Linked DNA regions of Homo sapiens: region 1 is linked to region 2. A link is a loop called in an ENCODE intact Hi-C map of the cell type or tissue named here. Cell type or tissue: MCF 10A. All regions are shown on one strand. Each heading gives the region's core, and the rest is flanking DNA. Links, peaks and the distances in the headings are about the cores only. Region 1 overlaps LOC105373456 (a long non-coding RNA gene). Region 2 overlaps LOC105373456 (a long non-coding RNA gene).

Region 1 (11,729 bases), core at 3,623-8,622, 96 kb after region 2:
AGACCATAGGACAGAGGGAAGGATGGCCAAAGCCTGAGCAGGAGAATAAGAGCAAGGGGCCTGTGCAGTTAGAAAGTGGGGAGGGAGACTGGGGAGAGAGGCCGAAAAGAGGTCAAAATCTAGTCAGAGTGAGATCAGGAGGCCCTCAAAGGTTATGGTAGGACTTTAGATTTGTTCTCAGTTCATTCAATTCTGTAACTCTACTTCTTTCTAGAAAAAAAAAATAGTAATCATGCAAATTTGGACCATCCTGTGTCCAGACATTGTTTACTTACCTTCCCATCCTTAGATTTTCACAATTTCTTAATCTCAGAAGTACTGATATCAGCCAAGTAGAGGAAAACATGCAATTTTCCCTGGTACTCTTCTGGAGAAACTCTCAGCCAAGAAGTCACAGATGAATTCTTCAAATACCTCTGAATTGCATCCATGATGTGACTCATTATCACACAGATTTAGATGCAGGTGGCCAAATCATAGCCTTCAAAACTTATTTCCTTGAACTATAAATCAGGTATCAGTGGGGCTGTTCCAGCTGTTCCAGAAAATAGGGGTTGCCTAGAAAAATCTTGCTGTACATTTAACAGCTGTACATTGTCATTGCCCAAAACAGACTAACATTCAGATTTTGCATTTATATTTCAGCAATTCTGTATTTAAATATCAATCCTGCTAAGGTCCAGTTGTTGTTTCACTATGTTGTCATTAGACCTGAAGGAGAAAAAATAGCTTTTCAAATTATACTACGCAGCCATAAAAAGGAATGAATTAACAGCATTTGCAGTGACCTGTATGAGACTGGAGACTATTATTCTAAGTGAAGTAACTCAGGAATGGAAAACCAAACACTGTATGTTCGCAATGATATGTGGGAGCTAAGTTATGAGGATGCAAAGGCATGAGAATGATACAATGGATTTTGGGAACTTGTAGGGAAGAATTGGAGGGGGGCAAGGGATAAAAGACTACAGATATGGTTCAGTGTATACTGCTTCGGTGATGGGTGCACCAAAATCTCACAAATCACCACTAAAGAACTTACTCATGTAACCAAATACCACCTGTACCCCAAAAACTTATGGAAAAATAAAAAATATATGATAAAATAAATGAAGAATAAATCATTAGTGGATACATATTAAAAAAATTAGAACGTGGGTCTTCTTCTAGAAGCAGAAATACCTGAGTTCAAACCCAGCTCCACAGATTTATTATTTTCTATTCTCAGGGAAGTTTCATAACCTTTTTTCTTCAGTTAAATCATCTGCAAAATGGGAATACTAATAGCACACAACACATAGGGAGATAGGGAGGGTTAAATGTGCCCAGGCATAGTAGGCTATATATATACACACATATATATATATGTAGGTTTATATAATGTATGATTGTGTTTGAATCCTAAAAATATTGTTATTTATAAAAATTAAAAGCAATCTAGTCATTTATTTTCAAATTGAAATTAATTCCATTTTAAACATTTGATAACTTCCAATTTTCAAACTCCAAAGCCAATGTAATCATCAGCCTCCCTAGAAGACTGTTTATCTATAAATGAATAGTTTTGGAATGAATGATATCTAAGTATTCTCAATGAAACAACTGTATAATTCTAGTGATCCACCAAAGGAGTCTCTATCCACTTTCTATGATTTCAGTGAGGTGGGAGAGAACTGAGACTGTTCCTATGTATCCCCATCCCCATGTACCTCTGAGTGGGAGGAGGAGGAACAAAAGGGAAAGGCTAAATTATACAGTCACGTGAGATCCAGCACAGTTGGAAAATGGGGCAGTTATAAAATCTGAGATCCCATGGTTACCTTATTCCTCTAGCTTTTCAAACCAATAGAAGGTTCAAAAGTATACCCTGCTACAAACACACAGTTTGAAAAATAATTTTAATCCGCTTGATAGTTCTTCCTTATATAGTGACCTCAGTAGAAGTTTGGAAAAATGGACAGTCATCTTTGCTTTTCTCCTAAGACTTTTTTAACCTTTGCAGGTGACATCATGGGTACTTCTCAAAGGCTCAGGACTGCTAGCCCTTACCTTGTTCACAGAGTCCCAGAACTGATGCAAACTCAGAGTTCACTTTGAAATCTATCAACATCAACTGACTCCTTCAATAGTTCAGAAAATAATAAATGGCCCCCAAGATATGAGCATTTAGCAGTATGTTTGGCCTTGGAATCTTGTTAAGGCACACAACTTCCAAATGAGAATTTACAAATTCACCCAAAGTCTTTTGTTGATAACCACATGTGTACTCAACACAGAAGAAAATATAGTTGCAGAGACGACAGAAAAAGTAACAAATACATCTGCATTTATCAGCTCAGTAAGTATTCACCAAGCTCCTACCCTATGTCATGTACCAGAAGGTACAACAGTCATTTTTATAGTTAGAGAAAGGGTATCTACAATTATCTTACTTTTTTGTTTACTTGTCTTTTGCTATGCTGTCTACTAAAATAAAACCACCATGAGATTAAGGGCCATGTTTAGTATTTATAACAGACATGGTGGACAAACTATAGCTCACAGGCCAAATCTAGCCTATCACCTGTTTTTGTAAACAAAGTTATATCAGGAAATAGCAAACTTATTTGTTTATAAATTTTCTATAGCTGTTTTCATACTACACAGCAGAGTTGAGTAGTTGCAACAGAAAGTATGTCGACCACAAATCCTAAAATATTTACTGTATGGTCCTTTGGAGAACGCATTCTCTGAGATGACTTCTAGAAAAATACCTTATATACAGTAGGTACTCAATGACTTAGTTGGATGGATGGATGGATGGATGGATGAATGGCGGATGGATGGATGGGTGTATGGATGAATTGTTATATTTAATCTTCATAACAACTCAATTTCATGTAACTTTTAAGTGGTAGAGCTGAGATTTGAACCAACTTCAGTCAAACCTATGACCATTCTACTATGTCATATTTTCTTCCTAAAATAACTCTGATATGTTTAGTGCTCTATCACTTATAAGACATTATTCTATTCTTATTTGACCTTAGTGACAACTTTCTCAGAGAAGTATCGTCAGTGTCTTCCCATATTTAGATGAGGAAGCAGGCTCAAAAGGGCAGAGTACTTCATCCAGCATCACTCAGCTAGTAGAAGAAAGTCTGAACTGGGCCCATGCATTAGAGGCCTGTTTATTTTCACTTATCATCTGTGCTCCTGAGGGGTGTGAATTTATCTTATTTATCTTTATATCCTCAATGCCTAACATCATTTGTGACTCATGGTGAACACCCCATAAATAGTGCCTGAATGAATGTAATTCATTTTCGCACTTCACAGAAGATAACTAAATCATGCCAAATTAACTTGTACAAGATTGACCTAAGGTCAGTTGGAGAATGAGGCTCATTGGTCAGGCTCAGAGCCTGGCTGTGTTCTGGATCATTGTCTTAGTCCATTTTGCTGTTGCTATAGCAGAAGACCACAGATTGGGTGATTTATAAACAATAGAAGTGTATTTGGCTCATGGTTCTGGAGACTGGAAGTCCGAGATCTAGGGCCATAGCTTGTGAGGGCCTTCTTCCTGTGTCATCCCATGGTGGTAGTGCATAAGAGCATGTGAGCAAAAGAGGAAGGGGGGCCAAAGTCATCCTTTTATCAGGAACCCACTCCCATGATAACAGCATCAATCTATTCATGAAGGCAGACTCCTGATGACCTAATCACCTCTTAAAGGTCCCATCTTTCAACACTGTTGCCTTGGGGATTTTGTTTCCAGCACATGAAATGTAGGGGACACACTCAAACCATGGCACTCACAGATTCCACCATGCAGGACACAGTCTATTATCCCTAACTCCAAACTTATAAGAGAAAATGCATAACTAGAGATTATTTTCCAATTCAAAAAATACTCAAATCTTAAATAGATCTCTCTACTAATGTCAAGTGATTTTCCTTTAGGTTGCACATGCAACATCTACTTCGTTTGTAAAAATCTTGGACTAACAGATTTACATTTTTTTTAACGTATGCCACGTCTTCCTCCAAGAAGCAAGAGACACTCTGCAAACATTAAGCTTACAGTAAAGGATGAAATGTTTTATATAATGTACCTTTTTTGAAAACTACTATAGAGTTTGCAGGAAACATGATTAATTGCATAAAAATTGCTTCTATCTTTGGCTAACTAGCATCCGGCAATGAATCAACTCATCATAACTGGAGATAACATGTACCCTTAGTGTTCAAATTTCTTAAAGATGACACTATTGCAAGTGGAAATATTCCAAATTCTGAAATATTTCCACAGCAATAAAAACAGTTAAGACACAACAGGCGAGTAGGGACAGCATTGTTCTGAACAGAAAGACAGACATGGGAAATGTGTGCTGACAGATGAACAGATACATGGGCCCTTCTTAAAGGGTCTGGGACATCTCCCAGAATGGCATGCCTTCTTCAGGAGTCAATGATTCAAATCCCTTCCTATTTCTGAGATGTTAGCAGTCAAACGCTCTTTGTTCTCAGTTTGAGATTTTAGGATAAAAGCTAAAGTTAGAGTAGCTGCTCTGGACATTGGCCAAGTGTCACTTAATGCATTTCTATCTTTCTCTTTTCATCTCCTCTCCCAATCCTCCTCCTCCTCCTCCTTCCTTTCTCTCTTTTTAGAATTTTCCTAAATTTGTAATATTTTTACTCAGACCTGAAAAATTATATTATTAGCACATGATATTTAAGAACTCTTTTAAAATATTGTCAAAAAATAAGAACAAATGATCAAATACATGCCAATTTCTATATATCCATTATTATATTTCAATAACGTATTCTTACGGTGTCTAATCAACTTACACCCTGGGAACTGATTCCAAAATTCCATATTGCATTAATTTACAAAATTTACAGTGACCTCACTTTCCCTTCAGTGTATCTGCCCTTCCTTCTAGATTCCATTATCACTAGACTAAAAGAATCAAACCACTGTTTTGTAATAATAATCCCAATTCTCACCAACACAGTTAGTACAAGTAAACAAAAAGAAAGCATTTGCAAACAGATGTCAGGACGCTATTATTTGCTGAAGATCTAGCTCAGAAGATAACTAGATTTTTTGGTATATGAGGAACTATAAAATTTGCAACCTTTAAGAAAATTTTCATATTGAAATAGCAAAACCTACATTTCTAAGATGCCAGATATAATAGCATTCAAGAGGAATGGATTATTTTAAATATTTCTTTCAGTGTTCTGATTCAAGAAAGTCTTAATACGAAAAAAATGTGCTACTATATTAAATTATTCAAGTAAAATATGGAACACAAAAAAGACAATTTTTCTCCCAATTATATCATTCAGCTCATTCAGCCATGGGCTTTCTTAAAAATAACAGTAGACACTCTTGCATGTCTCTAGTCTTGATAGCATAAAAGCCTCTATTTTATTTATTTATTTATTTATTTATTTATTTATTTTTGAGACAGGGTCTTACTCTGTCTGCAAGCTGGAGTGCAGTGTCACTGTCAGGGCTCATTGCAGTCTATACCTTTCCTGGCTCAGGCGATTCTCCCACCTCAGCCTCCCGGGTAGCTGAGACTACAGGAGCATGCCACCACATCCAGCTAATTTTTGTATTTTTTGTACAGATGGGGTTTCATTATGTTTCCCAGACTGGTCTTGAACTTGTGGACTCAAGTGATCCGCTCATCTCAACCTCCTAAAGTGCTGAGATTACAGGAATGAACCATTGCACCCGGCCAATAGCCCTTTAAATAGGAGAATTGACAGACAGGAATTGTCTCTGGTTTTAGGTTTATCCAGTTATTTAGAGTATTGCTATTACTTGACATTAATCTCTTCTTTTAAGCTTTCATAGCACATAGACTAACCACATAGTGTATCTACTCATATTTTATAGTATAAAGGTCCTTCTGGTGAAAAACTGCACCTCTTCTCTGGTCATATTCAATAAAGTCCCATGCACTATAACTTCAAGGACTGGCTCACTACTGAGTACCCTCTGAGTGCTTCAGGAGAGCTCCCTAAATCAGTCAGTAGTGTGGGCAGGTTGTAGTCAATGGACAACTTGCCTAACTCAGTATGTCTGTTTGGTCCTAAAATTTATTAACTTTCACTAAAAACAAGGCTTTTTTGTTCTACTGGGATGAATCCACCCTTGAATGGGATAGTTGTGGTAATGGCTGAAATTGTTCACATTGAGTTTATTTTATCATTATAAGTTAACATTTTTGATATGACAACCATGCACTAGACACTCCACTACATAAAATATCTCCTTTAATCCTCGTAACAACTAGAAAGCTATAATCATTATCCCCATTTTGCTGATAAGGAAACTGAAACTTACAGAGTTTCAAGGTCATATAGCAAATAAATGTCTTCAATCCAGCTTTGCTGGATGGTATAACCTATTTTTTTTTTTTGTTTTGTTTTGCTTTTTGGTCTAATTCCTCACTGCCAATAATATTTAATGTATAAGCAATTATTTAGGTGGAAACAAAAAATAAAGTACACATAAAATGTATCTTTTATAATGTAGTTTAAATAGCCTTCCCTCTAACTTTAACCCTCATCTTGAGTTTATTAGAATCTTGCAGCAACAACACTGGGCCTGGGATTAGGAAAAAGAAAGTCTAGCCTTGACTTGATCACCAATTTACTGTGTAATCTTGGGAAAGCCACTTAACCTCTTTGTGCTGAAAAATAATGGGACTTGATTGTGTCATCTCTTAGATTACTCACCATTCTGAAATTCTATGAGCTGTCCATTGACTAAGAAAGATTTGTCTTTGTGAAAATATATACCATATCTCAGCTGCAATGGTCATGACTTTTCAAATTAATGAAATTTTAAGAAATGAGCATCATCTTGAAATATTAAGTCATGATTAAGAAAAACAGCCAAGTGAATGGCCTGACTCTAAAGATGGGAAGGACAAGACCTAGGGTATGCAGCAAACATTGTACTCAAGGTTTTTCACTAACACTTTATCAATTCTGAGATACGTCCCTTTATTTTCATTTTACACAAAAGGAAATTAGGCTCTTAGAGGTAAGATTTCTTATCTGAGGTTATGCAGCTAGTAAGGGGCACAGCAGGGACCTGGACACAGATCTTCTGACATTGTCCAAAGAGTAGCAGCTAATGTATTAGTTCCTACAGGATCAGAGCATAGTTCTCACTTTGTTAATAGAGTGAGACTCTCCGAGACCCTAAGACAACCTATACCCTTCAGGCTAACAGTTGTCCCATTCTTTTGGTAGTCTTTGGTCAGAATGCTTCTCTAAAGAGTAAAATCCCTCTCTGAAATCACAGACTGTCATAGGTGGAAGGAGTTCTGGAGGTCATATAGCTTAATGTTCTGTCTAAAATTAAGTTAGTAGGTGTTCTTTCTTGTGAAGTAACCTGGTATCCTTTTAACAGGATGTACATTTGAAATGTGCATTAAATAAGCCTCCTATGGTTTGAATGGAAAGAGTGGAGAAAAACATAACATTTATTTTAAAATAATAATAATAAAGGGGAACTCCATTAAAATGAAGGAAGATCCAAACTTAACACAGTGATTAGGAGCTCAAGCCTCAAAGACAGGCTGAACAGGGTTCAGGCCTTATACTGACAGTTAATAGTTGTGACAAAGTCAGCCATTTAATTTAAACTCAATAAGCCTCAGTCTCCACATCTGTGAAATGGGAATACAATATCTGCTTCTTGTATTACTATGAAGATTAAATGTGTTAATCCATGTAAACAGCTTTGAAGTGTCCAGAACACACATAAAAGCGGGCTATTATGCTTACTTCCCAATGAACTAAGGGAGAGAACATGAAACTGCAGCCATTACTTAGCTCTGAACTCCAAGGCCCACAGCCTTTCTCTCATATCCCCCACTGCCATCATTAAAAAAAAAAAAAATTGCATTTCACTGAGGACAAATTGACTCACGTGCTTTGACCAGTTATTCAGGTCTGAGCAGCAGTTGCATTAACAGCAAAACCTTTCAGAAAAAGACCAGGAAATATATTGTTACCAACCTCCCACTGTAAAGTGTCAGTATTCAACAAGAATCACTGCTGGATAGAAGGCATCATCACAGACCAGGTAGAAACCTATGCGACCTTTAATCAAAACATATTTGGCAAGAACCGAAAATGTCAGAAAATGAGGAGAGAAGAAAATAGGATAAGGTAAGAAATATGCTTGGGCCTCAGATAGAAATAAGATGGATGGTTAGTGATAGGGCTGTGCCAGAAATTGGTAGCATGGATGATTTGGCTCGGATGAACTTGTCTAAAACAATAACTCTTGTTTATGTGCATTTTTTACAACACTTTCCTTGGAAAACATGAAGGTTCTTAGCACAGTACCTCAAGTTCTTCCAAGGAACAATTATAACAAATAGTTTTAGAACTACAACAAGGTTGGCAAGGATGAGAGTAATCAGGGAACTACAAGGACAGTGGGCAGCGAAGGGAGAAATGGCACAGGAACAATAAACTCAGATGGATGGGAACACAAAGAGAGAGGAAAATCACTCCGATAGTGCTGCTCTTCCAAATATTTCCGAAAGGAACCAGTTATTTCTTGATTCTCCCCTCCAGCCTTCTTTCTATCACCTCTTCCTTTCACACCTCACATTAGGAGCATCTAGAGGGCAGGGATCATGTCTTTCATCCTTGTCTGCCTGACCATAGGAATTCAGTCGATGCTTGTTGAATGAATAATTAAAATCTAAGTAACTTCCATCATGTGGAAGTACCTAAACCTACAAGGTTACATTTTCCAGCTCCATCATTCTCATATACTACAAGTTAACATGGCTAAGGCTCATATTATTTTTCTAGGAGCATAAACAATGTGGTCATAAATCTTCTTCACATGTTCAGGGTGAGTAGCTATAGAAACAAGTTCTGTGCTGCTAATGGTCTCAATATCCTTGGACTAATTATTTAATCCTTCTTAATATCTGCTGCTCCTTATAAAACAATATTACTACAAATTATCTTGTTTAAAGTTTGAGAGGGAATACATGATCTTATGTCACTTTCCACCTAACAAGCCTGCTAAGCCCTCTGGGGTATTTAGTTGACTATTTTTAAAATAATGACATTTGCATAAAATTATATATAGGATTTTTCTTTGGGCATAGGAAAGAAGTCCAGCCTAGAATCTAAAGAAAACAAATGCTAGAGGCAAAAGGTAGTGTAGTTTATCAAAAAAGTCACTGAACAGAGAATTAAGACATTAGAGTTCTGCATATGTCTCAGCTTTAACTTGTCATGAAATGTTGGACACAGTTTCTGGACTTCTTTTTCATTATCTGTAAGTTAAAGTGGCTGGAATAACTTCAAAAGCTCCTTCACAGTTCTAAAACCGAAAGAGTGTGGTCATAATTTAATATGGGACCAAATTTACACTACACATACATACAATGCTCCTGAATAAGAAAGCATAGTATTTGTGCTATTTAAAATTAGCTATTACAAAAAAGATTTAACTTGATATCTGGGAAAAGAGATATCTAACAAAATAATACATAAAGGAGGAAAATAAAAATGAATTTGGATCTGATGGAATAAAAGAGGAAGGGAAAGATTTTGATGACTTTCCAAAACTGAAGTTAAGCCAAGTTGTTCAATGAAAGTTTAGCAATATTTATTCAAGATAAAAACTACAAGACTTGAACAAGTTGTCCTAATTTTAATACCAAATAGAGGCTTAAAATAGAAATTAACACAATTACTCCCACAAGATGAAGAAATTTTAAAAAATCATAATTTCAAGCAAATCAGTGCTAAGTGAATTACAGAAGATATTAAGTTATTTATGACAAAGAAACTGGTACGCCTAATACATATATTATAATTATTTCCTATAAAACACTTTGAAAAGATAAAATATGCTTGGTTTCTCAAAAAACATAAATATTTCTATAGTATTCTCAGAAAAATACATATTAAGTAGTGCTCTTGAATTATTTTGAGAAATCTAACAAACCCTCACTTAGCACTGGATCTATGGGGAAAAGTTTTAGTTTCTTAATAAAACAGAATTATAAATGGATTACCTGGTTATGGCCCATTTTTTAAGTTGAGCATTGTAAATATCAGGGAATATTATCCTATAAATCCATAAAAGGAATCCACTTAGAGTCTGGGTGCAGTGGCTCACGCCTGTAATCCCAGCACTTTGGGAGGCCGAGGTGGGTGGATCATGACGTCAGGAGATCAAGACCATCCTGGCTAACACGGTGAAACCCCGTCTCTACTAAAGAAATACAAAAAATTAGCTGGGCATGGTGGCGGGCGCCTGTAGTCCCAGCTACTTGGGAGGCTGAGGCAGGAGAATGGCGTGAACCCAGGAGGCAGAGCTTGCAGTGAGCTGAGATCGCGCCACTGCACTCCAGCCTGGGCGACAGAGCAAGACTCCGTCTCAAAAAAAAAAAAAAAAAGGAATCCAATTAGAACATAAAATCTCCCCTATCACAAAACCCAGTCTCCCTTCTAGCTGCAGACACATCTGGTACAATGTAAAACAGGAGAGCGAGCACATTCTTGTTGTTCGCTATCTCAGTTCTAAATCACCCTCATGGATCCCTTCCTTGAAGCTGATTCTCTACTGCCTTCCATCTTTCCGTGAAACTCACCATCATTTCCCCATTTTTATCCTTACCTTTCTCCTGAATTTGTCACTTATCCTGCCTTTTAGCATTCAACCTCGGTTTATCTCAACGACACTGTTCTTCTTATAATATGATTCCTCTGACTATCCTGAATTAGCATCCTTGAAGACTTCAGTTGGCCCCAAGACTGCCTGCTTCAGTGTACTCTATAGTTTGGGCTTCCAGGAGCTGTCCTTAGCCCATGAAAAAAAACAAAGTCAATATTTTTACAATATTCTGATAGGTAGGGTTTATAAACTGGTCTCAATCACATAATGTTGAAAATGCCTCATCAATGCCTGATTATTTAAAATGTTGACTAAACATATGAAAATAAGAGCATATTCGTGAGACAGGGTCATCAATTGTTGTTCATTTGGTCAATAAAGAATTACTAAACACCCACTACATATCAAGCACTGGGCCAGGTGCTGAAATCCAGTGGTGAATAAGATTCATGCCATGACCACAGACACTTTAAAATGTAGCAAGGACAAACTTTTGACAGGTAATTATAAGTTAGGTGAGGGTTCTGAAGTGGAAGTGCAAATACTATAGAAATGCATTTTAAAAGGAAACCTATCTTATCCTGGGATGCTAAAAATTCTAGGTAAGGGAGTAAGTCAAAAAGGGACGTTATAAATTACTCGATCTTGAAGACTCAACTTACAAATAATGTCATTATGAGCTGGAAAGAAAAAGTGACCAGCTTGCTTGGTGAATTAATGGCTAACTGGGTAATGGCTAACTTGATATACTAATCCCTCTACCTTGCTGTTTACTCTCCAAATGGAACCTTCCAAATAAAACAACAGGTTAAGAAGACTGCATTATAGAGACTGGTACATTGTAGGCAAACAATAAAAAAATGTTATGGTAAATGAATATTTAGCAACATTTAATTCAACTGAATAAAAATGTTATAATATAAAGAAAAGTAGTATGAAGTAAAATAAATGTTATTATACACTGACAACACAGGTATCCCTTCTGATAGTTTAGATTCAGTTAATCTTCGAAGGACCAGCTAATAATTAATTTTCTCCAAGAAACCTTAGTCTGGTTACA
Region 2 (11,729 bases), core at 3,695-8,694:
GGAACTTTCATACTGTTTTCTAAAATGGCTGTACTAATATACATTCCCACCAGCACTGTATAAGGGTTCCCTTTTCTCCACATCCTTGCTAACACTTGCTATCTTTTAACTTTTTGATTGTTAGATCACCTCGCTTTGATCTTATAACAAAACCTCTAATATTATTGGTAGCAACTCTCTTCTATATTTTAAGTTGTTTTTGTTTTGTTTTTTTCTCTAATGAGAGGAGAAATGGCCTTTGTAATCCTTGCAGTCACAGTCATGGATCTGAAATTAACTTCTCTGAAATGTAGAAATTTTTTTTTCCTAAAAAGTATGTAATTCCGTGGGTCAGGCGCAGTGGCTCATGCCTGTAATCCCAGCACTGTGGGAGGCTGAGGTACGCGGATCACCTGAGGTCAGGAGTTTGAGACCAGCCTTACCAACACGGTGAAACTTCGTCTCTACTAAAAATACAAAAATTAGCCAGGTATGGTGGTAGGTGCCTGTAATCCCAGCTACTTGGGAGGCTGAGTTGAGAGAATCACTTGAACCTGGGAGGCAGAAATTGCAGTGTGCCAAGATTGCACTGCTGCACTCCAGCCTGGGTGACAGAGTGAGACTCCGTCTCAAAAAAAAAAAAAAAAGGATGTAATTCCTAAATTTGAAGAAAATATAACAAGACTATTGGTGAAGAAGATGCTCAAGCATATTCAATGAGACTCATATAGCCATGAGACCAAATCACAAGTCCATATAACTTGCCTTACCACTGTATTCAGTGTCAGGTTGCTACTTGTAAAGGACAATCTAATTCTTCTTTTAGATGGGTAGTATTTCATGGGCAGACACAAACACATGCATTCATTCACATAAACACATGGACATTATAGCTTCTTTCTTCCATGTCTAGTATGTATCCATAAGCAGTGTTATGTTTTGTTATTTTTGTTTTAACTCTTTGTTCATATATACATATATATGTGTATATATATATAATCTTAAACTTTCGAGTAACATTGAAACAAGTTTAATCAAAGCTTTATTATTAAAGAACACTCTATTATGATATTGTTCATTGTCCATGTAAGGTAACATATTCAACTGTCTTCTTAATTTGCTTTCTCTGCTTCCTGCAGACACCTACCGCACTGTTCCCAAACACTGGTCACTGAGACTCACAGTAATAAATATGCTCCATACTATGACTCTGCCCTCAAAACTGAAACCACAGTTTTATGAAATTATAGTTCTCTTTACTCTCTTTAATATCACGCTAGTATTTCTTGCTCAATTACGTGCCATTCTGGCCTACTTTATGTTTGTAACGAATGGTGGTAACAACCTGCAGCTTGGAAACTCCTTCCCCGTAGGATCTTTAATCTTTTCTTCTGCTCCTCTTAGATTGAATATTTAAGTAGCCCAAGCTACTCCAATCTATTATCTCATCCAGACCCCGAAGGATTCACTACCCAAGCTGCTAGGCTGAGAGGCAAGATTGTTCGAGTTCCCTCTATCTCCTTGACATCAAATTCTATCCTGGTGTCCCAAGGCTGGCTTGATCTTCAGTCCCACCCAGCATGGTCAAGCTCCATCCCATACTACCTTACACTAACCATGCAATGTCTCTCCCCCGCTGAACTATTATTTCCATTGACTCAGGAACTCTGATCAATTTGGCTTCAATTTTCCTCTCTTGCCCTTTCACCTCTCTTCTAACAGAGTCTTAGTCACCCAGTAGGTATTATGTTGGTTAAAGTTTTTTTTTTAATACTTAAGTAACCTTTGAAAATAGCACTAATGTATCGCACATATATCATGTTCCTCTAAGTTATATATTCAATTGAATAATATTTAATTCAATCTGTTCCCACAAATCCAATTTGACAAACAATTTGTGAGATTTCATTTCCAGATCTACTGAATCTCCAACAAAACAAACCTGCTTTCACTTTGAACTAAATGCTTCCAAACCTCCCGCTCTGCCTCTTCCTAGACTGACAGATGTATGACTAGGACACTCTCAGTCTTACATCAAATCATTAGTATGAAAACTTGCTGGCCCAAACACTGACACAACTGAAGAGAGGATCTTGAGCTGTTTATTCCACAACACTTTGTTTCCTTAATACCCCAAACTTGCCCTAAGCTCATTCCACGTCTTTTCCTCCCAGTTTCCTCTCTTCCCCTGTATTAGTCAGGGTTCTCTAGAGGGCCAGAACTAATCGGATATATGTATATATGAAAGGGAGTTTATTAAGGAGAATTGACTCAGCTTAGCTAGTCTGCTCTTTCATCTTCTCCTGCTTGCTTTATTCTAGCCACGCTGGCAGCTAATTAGATGGTACCCACCCAGAATGAGGGTGGGTCTGCCTCTCTCAGTCCACTGACTCAAATGTTAATCTCCTTTGGCAACACCCTCACAGACACACCCAGGAACAATACTTTGCATCCTTCAATCCAGTCAGGTTGACACTCAATATTAACCATCACATCCCCCTGTGCTGACTCTCCTGTCCATCCCCCACATCCCTCTGTGGAAGCTCTAGCCACTTCCTTCATGAGACCATCCCTGACCCGCAGTCCCCACTTACTCACATGTGCCTCTCTCTTACTTAACTTCTTTAAGTATCTTCTGTAGAGTTTACGCCCATTTCACTTATTCTCTGTGTTATAATTTATGAACCAACCTATTTTCCCCTAACCTCCCTCAACCTAACTACTCACACATCCCTAAGAGGTCACTAAGATAATGTATTTTTACATTACTTAGTTTTTCCAGAGCCTATTTCATAAAAATTATGGTAAAAGTATACACATCATAAAATTTACCATCTTAACCATTTTTGCATATACAGTTGAGCAGTATTAAGTACATTCATATTATGCAACCATCACTGCAATCCTTCTCCAGAATTATTTTGATCTTGCAAAACTGAAACTCTATACCCATTAAACAGCTTCCCATCTCCCTCTTCCCCTTTCCCTGCCATCTGCCATTCTATTTTACATCTCTACATATTTGACTATTCTAAACGTCTCATCTAAGTGAAATATAAAGTATTTGTATTTTGTGACTAGTTTGTCTCATTAAGCATGTCCTCAAGATTCATTCATGTTGTAGCGTGTGTCAGAATTGTCTTCCTTTTTAAGGCTGGGTAATATTCCATTTAATATGTATGTATCACATTTTGTTTATCTATTCATTTCTTTTCTTAAAAAATTATTTTGAGGTTTTATGGATATATCCATTCATTTGTCAGTGCACTCTTGGGTTGCTTCCACCTTTTGGCTATTACAAACAATGCTGATCAGAACATCAGTGTACAATATCTGTTCGAGTCCCTGTTTTTAATTCTTTGGGGTATAGACCAATAAGTGGAACTGCTGGATCATATGGTAATCCTATTTTTACTTTTTTGAGGAACTGCCATACTGTTTTTCAAAGTGGCTGCACTATTTTATATTCTTCCAGAGCCTTTGGAATGGTGGCTAGCACTGACGGCAGCTTAGTCAATTTAATTTAATTTTATCAAATCAAACCCATGAGTCACTCAAATTAAGATTGAAATGTACAATTATGTTGTTTTGAACTAAGGCTTAAAGGTTAAAAAACGGCATTAGTGTTTGTGACTTGTTTCCCTTTAGTAACCCATTAGTCTGAGTGTTATTTGTATCATTTCGAAAATGTAAGTCAGAAGAAACAAAATAGGGATATTCGTATTTCCCTGTATACATCTTACTGTATCTGTACTTAGTGAAGCATCTACCTTAATCAAATGACTAGTTAACACAGATCGGATCTAGAAAACTACCTCTCCCCAGGAGAATAGAAGCCTTGCTTGGGCAGTTCCAAACATGACCTAATACTGTACTCTCCATGCCCAGAGAAACTCTTCATTCTGCTATGTATCAATTACCGTCAAGCAATGGAAGAAAGTCTAAGTAAATTACAGTGCACTTGCAAAGTACAAAAGTTTGTGACTTTTGGAATAGCATTTGCAATGAATGTCATTTAATGATATGAGAAAAATTCCTATATTAATCATACTAGGTAAAAAATCAAAATATATTATTGTTCATACAATATGATCTCAATAGCACAAAAGAAAAAACCCTAAGCACAAAAAATAACCGGAACAAACCGTAACTAAATGTTAATGAATAATTTTATTCTGCCTATTTATACCTTATACATAGCCTCAATTCTCTTCAAATGAGTATTGCTTTTATAGTCATATAAAATACATATTTAAGAAAAATGCTATATGTAGGATTCATTGGAGCTGTGACAAAAGGCTGAATCCAAGGAAATACTCACCTTGGGCCTTCATTGTTGAATCAGAAAGAGAGTAGCCTGAGATTCTGAAGGAGCTGTCTCCCAGCAGCTGAGGAGTAACCTGAACAACCTGGGACAGCCAGTGGGAGAGAGCCAGGAGGGGCTGGTTGATGGCTGACTGACGTTTAGAAGTAAACGGGAAAAAGTTTTATCTGCATCCAACCTGCCCCACCATTGCATCCATTTACTCTCACCTCCCTCAGTAGCCAGGCCCTCAGCACAATCTCTCTTGCCTCCCCATCTCAGGTCCTTTATTCATGAAGACATGAAGACCAACTGACTCTGTGAGTCACCTCTGCATCTTAACAATCATCAATGTCTCAATCTAGACTCATGAATATCAGAGGATGGAATTCCAGGGGTCAGCATTTATTTACCCAAATATTTAATGAAAAGTCCACTAGTTGCCAAGCATCCACATCAGAGATGAAAAAATTCATCCAACTTCCTTTATGAACTCTTACTCTAGGCAGTAATGAAGACCCTGTTACAGGGGCTGGGGATATAACAGGGAACAAGATGAACAAAGCCCCTGTCCTTGTGGAGCTTGTAAACTTAGACCTTAGCCTTCTGTGAGCTACGTTCATTGGTATGTGCACCTTATTTTAGGTTCTGGTCAAGGAAAGACACAATTTTCTGACTCTAATTTAATTGCATTTAAGCAGTGGTCACAGTTAAATGAGATTAGCTGATTTGATAGAGGAGGGAAACCACAATTTTTATGGAATGATTGGAAAAGGTTTTAAACTAGCCTAATATTTCTTTGGTCATGGCTGAAGCCGAAGTTCAGGACTGAGAAGCATCTGAAATGTTTTTCTAGGCAGACAATCTGTTTAAGAGACTTCGCACATTCATTAAAGCAAACATCAGACTCTCCGCGCCACACCCTCAAAACTGGCAGAGAACTCTGAGCCAGACCCAGTAGGGCCTGACCCCTGAAAATGATGCTGTTCAGGCCCTCTGATATCAAAAATGCTTGTCAGGCCAGATTCATTTGCCAAATCATTCAACATGGACACACTTAACCTATGGTCCTACTTATGTAAACGATTTCATCCAAAAAGCAAATTTAAATGGAAACAGGCATGTTCTGTCTGTGTCTGTATATGTGTGGTGTGTGTGTGTGTGTGTGTGCATGTGCATGCACAGTCAGGATCTAACTCATTCTTATCCATAGCGCCTTGTGTATCTGCGACAAGTATATGGGTGCAGCTATAAACAATGGAGGAACTCTCAATTCCATGAGAGACCCAATTAGAAAAAATAACTTCTAAGCAGGCCAAGAAAAACAGCTAGAGGAAAGGAGGATAAAGGAAATTTAAGAGCATTTAGTGGTGCAGGAGGAGGCAGGGGGGAAAGAGGACGAGGGTGATTCCCAAGATTACGTCAGTCTACTTCCCTTGTAGTAGGCATTTTTCCTAAACAGAACACTTTGGCCCGTATTGTCAGAAGTCACAGAAAGAAGGTAAATAGCCAAGAATGTGTGACTTCATTGTGCAAAGAAAGGGTCTAGGGTGCCTGGGATATCCTGCTCTCTCATCTTACTGAAACTTCTTCAAGATCTCTTTTGAATTTTGGTGTTCTCACTGAGATAAAGCATGGAGAAAGCAGGGCCTGGATCTTATTACTTATTTTAGCTATTGTATAATGGTTCTGAAAGATTAACATACGTCATGCCCCTCTTCTAAGAATATATTACCTCATGTTTTAGGTGTCATGATTGTGTCAACTTTTACAGATAAACAAATAAAACCAAGAGTTTGAAAAACTTGTTCAAAATTAAGAGGCATGTAGTATAAAAGCTGGAATTCAATGCCCAGGTCTGGTCTTCTACACACCTTTGGGTATACAAATGCGCACAGTAAGTGATTAATAAATGATTGGATGCTGGCTGGAAGTATGAAATGGACAGCATTACAGCCAATAGGTACAGGATCCATCTTTTTCACACTCTAAATTGCATGCCCTGAGGGTAAGCTGGGCATCACTGGGATCACAGCAGAACAGAAAGTCCATACGTGACCCATGACAGAAACATTTCACTGGGACCATGAGGCCTGGGCTCTGGAAATAAACCACTGCTGGCTCTCTGCATGGCTTGGCAAATACCAGTTTATCTCCCAGGGTCTCTGTTTTCTTTTCTAGCAAATGAATGAAATTCCACTTCACTCTATAAATCTATTGAGAGGACCAAAGGAGATAAATATAAGAGAAGGTGCTTCTCATACCCCACATGGGACACAGCACCAGTAAAGAATGTGTCCTGACACTTGGGAACTAGTTTTATGTTCTTCTAACCTAACTGTTCTGATCGTTGTTCATTACTCTCTGCTGCTGGGGAGCTCAAACAATATTACTTTTAAGTAAAATGCAAAAAATTCACAGGGTATTAGAAAAAAGAAGTTGGGAAATACTGGCAGATTAGATGGAAAGTAGATCTCTGACTCACCATCTCTTCCAGAAAGATATCCAAATGCTTTCTCCTGATATCCAAGACCTTTCCAAATGCTCTTCCATGGAATTCATGCTCCAGTAATAACACACGACATGTAGTTCCTCCAACAGAGCAAACTCTCTCAGACCTCTGATCTCTTTCATTTGTGGCCAGAACACTGATGCCCCATTCTCTTTACTGTTTTGAAATTCAGTTCATGCGCTATTACTGTTAGGGACATTCTCTGCTCCCTCTTCAGTGCTCATGCATCACTTGTACCATTGCACAATTCCTGAGCATCCTCATCACCATTGCTACTAAGTTCTTCAAGGGCAGGAACTGTGCTTCTTTGATCTTGTTATTCCCAATGTTTGGCATAGGACCTAGAACTGTGGAGTCATATGGTAAATTTCTAGTCAAATAAACTGAATTAATATGTGTCCGCAGTACCTTGTATGGTCAGGAGACAGAAAAGGCTGTTTCGTTTGATGCTAAACAAATAATCTCAAGTGCAAAGTTTCATTATTTGCAAAGTAGTTTCCTAGCATCTAAGACAGTTTCCATTTATTTCATGTTAAACCAAAGGATCTCAACAATTTTATTAACTGGAGTTTCTGTAGCTACACTGTGAATTTACTGAAGATGGGAAACACATTTTATTAACTCATCAAATCACAGATTTTAAATAATGTTCATTGACTGAATGAATGAATAAATTTACTATATTCATTTCCACATCACCTCACAGAACCTAGCATGATGCTGAGCACATAATGGATGCTCAACAAATGACATCCAAATGAATGAGTAAACAAATGAATGTCTTTCTAATTTTTTTTTAACTGTAGTGACTAATAAAAAATGTGGCACATTGCTGCTTAAAGGCCCTTGTTTGAGGCATAGGAAAACTGAGATTCGAGAACTATCAAGTGAAAATCTGGCTACTTTTTCAGGGTTAAGACCCTTTTACAATACAAAGTGAAATATAAAAATATCTGCCAAATGTTTACATTTGTAAGTTTAAAGATGCTAGAAAAACATCATCAAAAGTAGCATCCAGGGTTGCTTAATCTCAAGATTGTCATGGTTATATACGGAGTGACATATTATTTGGCTATGATCTTGGTAGAGTTCCTAAGCTGATACATTTAATGAAGAGCATATTCAGATGTAGAATAGTTTTTATATAAATGACAGAAATAGTGCACTATGTTCAATGTCTACCCATTATGCCAAAACTCCTAAAAGCATTCCTTCCAACCAATCTCACTCTCCCCAAGAGCATAATTGGAGCCCATTAGAGTTCAGGACACAGAATTTTCTCTGTGATGTTTCACATATAAAAAGATTAGGCCATGAGAACCAAGTACAGTTAGATGAGTTCATCTTACCATGGCATTTTCCTGACCAAACAGTCAAACTAGCTCTCTCTTCCAGGAAACTCGTGATTAGATTTTGTTTAGGGAAAGTAGACTCTTTCGGGCTGAGCCTACTTGGCTGAACGGTACCTCACTCTCCCACTGGGGATAATGAACTAAAATGAAGAGTAAATTGGGTCTTCGAGGAACCTAGGTTCAAAGGTGAAGCCAAGGCAGGGCTTTGTGCATGGATACAGTTAGTCTCAGAAATGTTGAACCTCATAACTTCTCAAAACTATCCGCGTCCCAAAACCAAAGGCGCGTGACCCAGCTTCTCAGAGTTCTTGTTTAGCAGAAAAAATAAACACAGATAAAAATTCATCACCCCATAAACTTATACAAAACTCCAATAAAAACTACTTGAAGTAGACAAAATATAAAAAATGAGGAAAGCACTCTCTATTCATAATAATTTGATCCTCATTCTGATTTATTCCAATCTTAAACATAATTTATAAAAGACATACGCAGACCTCACCAGCAATGAAAAACAAATTAATGATATAGCTTATTACCCTTATAAATGTTAGTAATTTAAAAAGAAGAGTAGGCAATGTGGTCAAATGCATAGAAATGGGCCATCTCTCATATTGCTAGTACATGCAGTAAAGACGCACAAATAGGACAAAAGTGAATAACAGATAATAGAAGGGGAAGGAAGAAATGACCCTAGATTCATCATCAGAAAAAAATAATAATCTAACCAATAGGCACTCAATAATGGATACAAATTAATTAATATCCCTCCCATTTTCCCCTTTCTGTTCTTGTCTCCTCTTCCCCTCCCTCCTAGGTCTTATCCATCATCATCACCATCATCATCATCATCATCAAAAAAGAGCAGAGCAAATCCTCTGGGTCTCTTCACAGGGAAACCACCATTCACGAGAAATACAAATATGGTTTCTGTGGGATAAAGACACTGTTGGAAATTGTGTGGCACTTCATTGCCATGCTGTGTGCTGACATTAAATGTTTACTCATGTTTTTCTTAACATTTAAAAAAATTTAACCTTCTATCTCACAGATAATTTTAATCTCCTCCCCACCCCATTTCACTCACATTCTCAAACAATAAACCTTATCATCTTTTAATTCCATTCCAATTTATTGAAGCTTAATTTTACTAGAAAGATAATTTTACAGAGGTGAGATGCAGATTGTTTAAAAGAGTAGTATTGATGACTGTTTTTAAATCTGATATTTTAGAAATGCCCCTTAAATTGCCTTACTAGGTAACTCATCCTAATTATCTTCAGGAAGAGAGTGAGATGGAGGAGTAAGGGAGGCGAGAGGGAAATAGAACTGTTGTGTAATATGTATAAGTACCTGGTGCAGGCTAAGAATTCTACATATATGACCTTGGTTAGTTCCCATGTCAAGCGGAGGAGATTAGGGAGGCTCAGGAAGATTAGGTGGCCAGCTAGAAAGCAGGAAAGGCAGAGACCGAGTTGTTATGTTTCTGATACCAAAGCCTATTGCTTCTTTGCAACTTTGTCTTGCAGGGAAGTTCAAATTTTTCCCTGGAAGTTTAGATGATTGGAGCCTCTAAAACAAGCTGAGCCAGGTGTGAACATGCACACCTGTGGTCCCAGCTACTCAGGAGTCTGAAGCGGAAGGATTCTTTGAGACCAGGAGTTCAAGGCTGCAGTGAGCTATAATGGCACTCCAGCCTGGACTACAGCCTGGATGAGAGAGCAAGACCTCATATCTCTCTCTAAAAATAAAAATAAAAATAATAAAATAAACCCTAATAGACAAGACCGTGGACAGATAACAGGGAGAAAGACATACAAATTTATTGGGGGATGAGTATAGAAGTAAAATGATTTTCAGGAGAAATGAATGAAAGAAAAAGAGTTCTGGAACCCACTTTGGGCTCTGGGAAGTGAAGAGAGGACAGCAGGTCAAACTAAGTCTTGTCATGCAGTTAAAACCTCACAGGTAGCGGTGCTCAGAAAGACAAAGTATCTGTCAGACCCTGAAAGTGAGCCAATCAGTCCTAGATCCAGACTGAAGGTGGAGGGGGAGGCTGGAGTGGGAAGCAGAGCAAGCCAGGGTGTTCATTTTACCAATGCAGACTTTCTCTACAGACGCAAATCTCCCCCACAAAGGGCAGCTTTTAAGCTATTATTGTGTTACCATTCCCTCCTAATAGCCATCTTGAAATATGTCAAAGAAGGATATTTTGGGGTGAAATATTTTTTGTTTTCTTTAGTTGCTTATAGTTATCCTCCTCCAGGACACTGTTGTATTTAAATAAAGCAAACCATAAAAATAATTGTATATATTAAGGTATGCATTACATGAATATTACAACAGAAAAAAATAACTGGAATGCAGAAAACAACATACATGTCTAACAATAAGAAAATGATGGTATCCCAAAATGAACCACCATCAAAAGTAAGAATTCTGAAGAATTTACAATAACAGGAAAAATATTTGTATTAAAGTAATTGAAACATAAAATTGGCATGGTCGTGGTTACCAAGTAAAGGAAAGACATAACTCATCAGAAAAACAAGACTGGAAAGTAATTCGCCAAATGTCCATTATATTTGCCTTTGGATAATGATTATAGATGATTGTTTTCCTACTTTCTATATTTTCTTTATTGGCTAATTTTTATAGTTAGCATGTTTTATTGTTTATAGCAAAATACTTTCAATATATTATTTCTTTAGAAGAAACTTCAGTGGTTGAGGTAAATTATTTTTTTAAAAAAGCAGATTAGCATTTAGAGTTCAGGAATAATATGTCATGGACTATCTTTTTCCTGCTCATCCCCTTTATATGCAATGACATACTTTGGAAATAACTTAGCAGGCAATTATAAAAGTACTCTGAAAGGTAGTAAGATGATGATTGGTGGGATAAGGGAGTCACCATGAAAGGAAGAGGATGAAGAACAAATTATAATTTAAAGAGTTTACGTGAGCCCATATGAAGACAGCTGCCTGGAAGACTCAGACCCAAGTAACCGCAGATATGAGCTCCAATAAGCCTTTTTTAGAAGCAGGTTTTTAAAGGCAAAAAAAAAAAAAAAAAAAAAGTGGGGGAGGACAGGAGTGGACTGATACAAAGTTTTTTTGTCAGGAATTCTCATTGGTTTACAGAAATAACATTTATTAGTGATTGGCTATACATTGTTAAGCTGTGTGTGGTGTGGCATTGTTAGAGTAAAGCTACTTGTGGCAATAACAAGCAGTCTGAAGAGCTCAAAGGGGGAAGTAGGAAGTGTTTCCTATCTAGTTTTAATGTTTCTCTGGGTCTGAACACTTTAAAAGGCTCTTCAGATAAAAGTTCTTTCCTTTCCTCAAGGGTCTCAGGGATTAATAAATACCAACATGGTAACTTTCCTCCTGTTTATTCTGTTATCCCAGAATGGGTACCAGGGAGGCCTGTAACCCACAACCGCTAACCAAAACAAAACAATTAATCAAAGCAAAAAAAAAACGAGAAAAAGAAAAACGCAAAGAAAAGGACTCTTCTCTCTCTGACCAAAAGATCAGGGAAGAAAAGCCCAGTGGGGACTTGGGATTGTGGCAATGATGCC

What was found. Hi-C counts contacts between places; a loop is a spot of excess contacts. Peaks named below come from ENCODE experiments on the same cell type or tissue, not always from the same donor. Only the 100,000 strongest peaks of a DNase experiment are listed, where the experiment ranks them.
Region 1: a loop joins it to region 2, with 2.0 times the contacts of the local background. A loop is called at or near these places in 1 of 110 quality-filtered maps.

Annotation. Positions count from the first base shown.
Region 1 is chr2:18,618,993-18,630,721 of GRCh38, reverse strand. The region is part of intron 2 of LOC105373456 (a long non-coding RNA gene); the gene reads right to left. Among named protein-coding and RNA genes, the nearest start is that of NT5C1B-RDH14, 35 kb to the right of the region's middle. In MCF 10A, for the core only: no CTCF peak of the experiment used is centred there; a DNase peak (open chromatin) is centred at 6,701.
Region 2 is chr2:18,715,211-18,726,939 of GRCh38, reverse strand. All of the region lies in intron 4 of LOC105373456 (a long non-coding RNA gene), which reads right to left. Among named protein-coding and RNA genes, the nearest start is that of NT5C1B-RDH14, 130 kb to the right of the region's middle. In MCF 10A, for the core only: no CTCF peak of the experiment used is centred there; a DNase peak (open chromatin) is centred at 6,319.